2 separate regions of the Homo sapiens genome follow, and region 2 is linked to region 1. A link is a loop called in an ENCODE intact Hi-C map of the cell type or tissue named here. Cell type or tissue: heart left ventricle. All regions are shown on one strand.

Region 1 (2,500 bases):
AATGATGAGACCTGTCAGTACTCAAAGTCGGAGGAGGGCACATGTGTTCGTTCACTCATTCATTGAACAAACATTTGGGGACCAAATCTTCTCCCGGCACTACAGTAGGTGCTAGAGGTGGAAGGGCGAGCTAAAGAGACCCGCTTTCTCCATTCCCAAAGCTTGTAAATCTGCTGTGAAAACAAAAGATTATAAAAACAAGAAAAATAAAGAGCCCTGAGTATTAAGGGTACATACAAGGAGTTAGGTAAATAGGGAGCCAAGGAAGCCTGCTAGTTAAGGGTCAGGAGCAATTAATTGTGTTTCAGCTGAGACCCAAGGATCTAGGCAGCCAGACAAAGAAGAGGAAGGAAGTAAGAGCAATAGAGGGTGTCAGGGAGAAGAAAGAACAGGTGGGAAGAGCAGAGCCCACAGAGGGCGATGTACACCAGGACTTAAAAGAATCTGGCGTGGCTGGGTAGAGGATGCCAGATAATGCGAGGCAGTATGGTGGGGATTAGGGGATGGGCCAGAGGGGCTGACAAGGAGCAGAGCGGTGCTCTGATTCAGCCCTGAGGAGTCTGAAGAACGAAGCAGACCTGCAAGAAAGTGGGCTGTTGTGCTTAGTCCTGATCACAAAGGAGGAGTGGCAGAGCCAGGGCGACAGCAGTGGTGAAAGATGGGAAACAACTGACGCAGCTACAAGGCCGAGCTTAGACTCAACAGGAGGTGGCAACCGAGACACGGAGTGAATGAAGGGAGACAAGGATTACTCCCAAGTTTAGGGCCTGAACGGCGTAGAGCTGGGAATGCTGACTGAGATGTTAGAGAAAGAAAGGTGGACTGGGAAAGAAATAAAGCAAGGAGTTGGGTTTAAGAACTAAGGGGTTAACGCACTAACAAAAACACCACCTGATGAGCGTCCTTCACCAGAGGTCACTGGGCCTTCAAAAGGTGTCTCAAGGAATGGGAATCTCATCTCTTTCCCAGATGGTGAACTCCATGCCTGACAACTGAGTCGCTGAAACAGGTGTTCTTTCTTACAGGGAGACAATGCCTGCCTCCCCATAACATTTATGCATTGATCCTGCTTCCATGCTCAGGAGCAAATCACAGTAAGCCTAAGCCGACTCCCTCTTAGTGTCATAATTCCCCTTAATCGGGGAAGATTCTGGTCATTTTCAGTTCACTTACATCAGACGTTAGAATCAGAAGCTTGTAGGTAGAATGTCGGCACCCTGCTAAGTGCACTCGACAACTTCATTTCACGTCGGAAGAAACGAAGGCCTACCATGAAGAGCAAGTGTGCCCCAGATCATCCAGCTCCTCTGGCTGAGGTGATTTGAGATCCTGAGACAGCTGACCCCCTCCAGGGCTCTCTCAATATATCATGCTGCGGCGTGTAATCCAACTCCAAAACCCTATGCTGAGAGCAGCCACATCTCAGAGGGAGTTCTTGGCTCTGCTCTCAGGAGGTCCATTGATATTAAACAGAGTCAAAAAATAAATAAACCCACATAAAGTATGAATAGTATTTCCATGAATACAGGCAGCAACTCTGCCCCTTATTTATGGCTTCACCTGCCACGAAACCAAAAACTCAAGGGTGTCAATAAATGGATTGTAACGTTGTTGTGATGTTTAATTACAAAGAAAATAACGTCTCTGCGGGCCCTTTGGGAAATGCACTGTTGTCTGTAGCAACCAGCAGGGAGCTTCATGGAGGCATTGCCTTTGTGTTCTGATAAATACTCAGACTTTCCCAGAGCCTCAGGATCTCTGGGTCAGGCAGGGTCAGATGGGTCACCTTGCGTAACTGCCTGTCTCGCTCAGCTCCCTCCCACGATACTGGACTTGTGTTTCTGCATCTTTCATGCCAGGTATTTCACCACCTCCTGGGCAGCTCATTCCAGCTCTGGTCAGCATGATCCTCATTATGAGGAGCTTGACATCTGGCTCCTTGCCACGTCCCTCCATAGGTTTGGGGCCACCAGAGCAATCCCAATCTTTCTTTCAGGGGACAGCCCTTTGTCTGTTTGCTGAAGCTGAGCATGTACACCCTGAGCCTCTGCTTCTCCAAGGTAAACATCCTCAATTCTTCCCACCATTTCTTACATAACCAGATTTGAACGGGCACTGTCACTCACCTGGATTTTCCTAAGCATGCTGCCTCATCTAGATTGTCCTTACAGCATAGAGTCCACAAATACAAATGCGGCAGCCCGAATGCACACTAACTGACACTCAGTAACAGAAATCTGTTGCCTCTGTCATCCTAGCTAAAATACTGTGTTAACATGCCCACATCACCCAGCCCCTACTAAATGCAGCTCGTGATTTGGTCCCAAGTGTGGGGTTCATTCTAAAGGATCATGTTGATAGATACAGCACCTACACCCAGTCTGTCATGTTGCCTCAAAGTATTTTCATGATCTTTCCAGTTTCCCATAATCTATCTGCCAGTCTGGTGAAATTGCTCAAAGTTAGTGATCACATTCACTCCACCGGCCACGATGGTTCT
Region 2 (2,500 bases), 170 kb after region 1:
CTTGGCCCCTGCTTGGCTCCGGACCTGGCTCCCGCCTCGGTAACCACACTCTCGGCCTTTGGCTTTACCGAGCTGGGACCCTTCTCCCATCCCCCTTCCCTCCAGCCTCGTGAAACAACGACCCCCACCAGCAGCAGCAGCGCCCGCTTTGCCCCGGCTCCGGAGCGCTGTTTACCTAATCTCAGCGGCTGACCGAGCCCAGCAGAATGCGAAAGGGAGGCAGCGGTGGTACAGCAGCGTCCCCGGCGAAGAAGTAAAAGACGTTTGCTTTGGAGCTTCGGGATAAGTTAACTGCGAAGCTGGGGTCCTGCTGTCTTACCTCTGCGGCGATGAGCCTCACCGTGCACGTTGGCAGGCATAGCAGATTCTGTTTCTGATGCCATTACCGTGTCGGAGAAGAACATTATATGAAAAAATACTATCTAATATCCTAGAGACCATTAAAGTGTCAAAGTTTAATGCCAAGTCTTTTAGCTCGAAGGCTGCTCAGTTCTTCCTCTGACGTGCAGCTCTGTTCCAGAACGCGCTGAAAACAAGGGGATCATTTTTATTTTTTTGCCGCCCGAATGTCCTTCCTTCCTACTCTCTTCCTCCTCTCTCACCCCTACCCCCTCCCCGGAACCGGGTAAAGTTAAAGGGAGAATTTGTACTTTCTTTTTACGTTTTGCTTTGCTTCACTTCATTAGTGGTGTAAAATGCATTATTACAGCACATTAGCATATTAATAAAGGTAACGTGACTGAGGAAAGGAAAAGACCTGAAATTTACAAGCGAAGGAGAAATAGTTGAATAACATCAGAAACTAAAAGATAAGCTTCCGGGAAAGAAACATCTCCATTATAATGACTCAAGTGTAGTACATTCTCTAGATGGAATCTAAGAAAGAAAAATGTGACCATGGTGTGGGAGCTAGCAATGTTCACGCTGGTCAGTAAGGCACGTTGAAGACATAATGCCTTATTAGTGGATTTCACAAAGTGTACTTGCATTGGTCAATAAGCACCTTAAATGTGGAAAAGCTTTGTTTTATCAAATCAAGGTTGCAAGTGCCTGCAGTCAGTGGCATAGCTAATGCTCTAAATGATATTAATGTTGTCAGACTGAAATGTGCCACATACTGAGTCCTCTGGTTAGTACATCAAGCCCCAGGTTTAAAGTATTACGTTGGAAAATTGTAAAGCTCCTCAACTCCCCAGTCCAAGCAACTAAATATGTATATACATATACATGGAAACCCTGAAGTAGGATGTAGTTACCAGGAATTATAGCCTTTTGACACAACCAAGATACAAATGTCTTAAAAGGATTTCCGCTACGATATAGTATGAGAATGCAGAATAAAATATGTAAAGTGATATATCTGTTATTTGTAAAGAATGAGCGCAGCTTTTGCTGAGAACTGAAAAATGAAAAAAAAAAATGAGCTATCTAAACCAACTGTTATCTGTTTATCTCCACACAGTTATTGTACCTGTCACTGAAGAGATTCGGAAAGGTCTCTTATTTTTTATTAGGGTCAAGGAGACCGAATCCTAAGAAACCTGAGGTCTTAAAGCAGCCACTAGGGGGCCCTAAAGGCATCTCAAAGAGGAAGCCAGGAAACACTCTCACCTCCGTTTTTCTGTGTGCCTGATATTAGGAACTGGGGAATCTAAAGGCACGTTAAGAACACAGTGCACTGTAGTCCCAGCACTTTGGGAGGCTGAGGCGGGCGGATCACATGAAGTCAGAAGTTAGAGACCAGCCTGGCCAACATGGCGAAACCCCGACTCTACTAAAAATGGTAAAATGTTCCGGGCGTGTTGGTGGGCGCCTGTAATCCCAGCTACTCAGGAGGCTGAGGCAGGAGAATTGCTTCAACCGGGGAGGCGGAGGTTGCAGTGAGCCGAGATCGCACTCCAGCCTGGGCGACAAAAGCAAAACTCCATCTCAAAACAAACAAACAAAAACATAGTGCAAAGTTTGGAGGCAAATCTAGTTTTATGTAATAAATGACCTGAGTCCAATTTTGACTCCTAAGTCAATTTAGTTTCTCAACTCTTTTCTCACCTCCAAGAAAGGAAATATTGTATCCTTGAGAGGAGGGTTACCAAATACTCTTAACTGTCTCAAAGTCGGCACAATTATGTTTGCCATTCCAAACAGGACGTTCTTTCAAAGATTTGAGGACTGTTTTCTGAATGTTTTGCACATTCTTCAAGAGCTACATAACAAGACGATTGAATTCTCACAAAGAGGATATTTAAAAGATTAAGCAACCTGTACAGCAGGGCACCCACCTGCCAACTTAATTGAAGTCAAGCCAGCCACAGGGGCACTAGCATTAGAGCTGAGTCCTGAAGGCTTCTGCTAGGCCAGACATTTATTCTTTAGTGCTGGGTTCTGGTGAAATGGTGGTGTTGATGTTGGGAGGAAGGAGTGGTTCCTGCAGCAGGGGTGAGGAGACAGGGTATAGTGGGAATGGCAGCCAGTGGTAGTGGAGGGGTGATTACTCCAAGGG

The links. Peaks named below come from ENCODE experiments on the same cell type or tissue, not always from the same donor. Only the 100,000 strongest peaks of a DNase experiment are listed, where the experiment ranks them.
Region 2: a loop joins it to region 1, with 4 times the contacts of the local background. A loop is called at or near these places in 7 of 110 quality-filtered maps.

Annotation. Positions count from the first base shown.
Region 1 is chr22:33,756,189-33,758,688 of GRCh38, forward strand. The region is part of intron 2 of LARGE1 (LARGE xylosyl- and glucuronyltransferase 1); the gene reads right to left. Among named protein-coding and RNA genes, the nearest start is that of LARGE-AS1, 32 kb to the left of the region's middle. In heart left ventricle, no CTCF peak of the experiment used is centred here; no DNase peak of the experiment used is centred here; H3K27ac peaks cover 1,354 bases.
Region 2 is chr22:33,922,302-33,924,801 of GRCh38, forward strand. It overlaps LARGE1-AS1 (LARGE1 antisense RNA 1), which reads left to right. Exons shown (of 2, transcript XR_001755630.2): 2 at 106-754. It also overlaps a transcript of LARGE1 not described here. Among named protein-coding and RNA genes, the nearest start is that of LARGE1-AS1, 2.3 kb to the left of the region's middle. In heart left ventricle, a CTCF peak has its summit at 1,560 (motif pointing right); a DNase peak (open chromatin) is centred at 158; H3K4me3 peaks cover 1,548 bases; H3K27ac peaks cover 846 bases.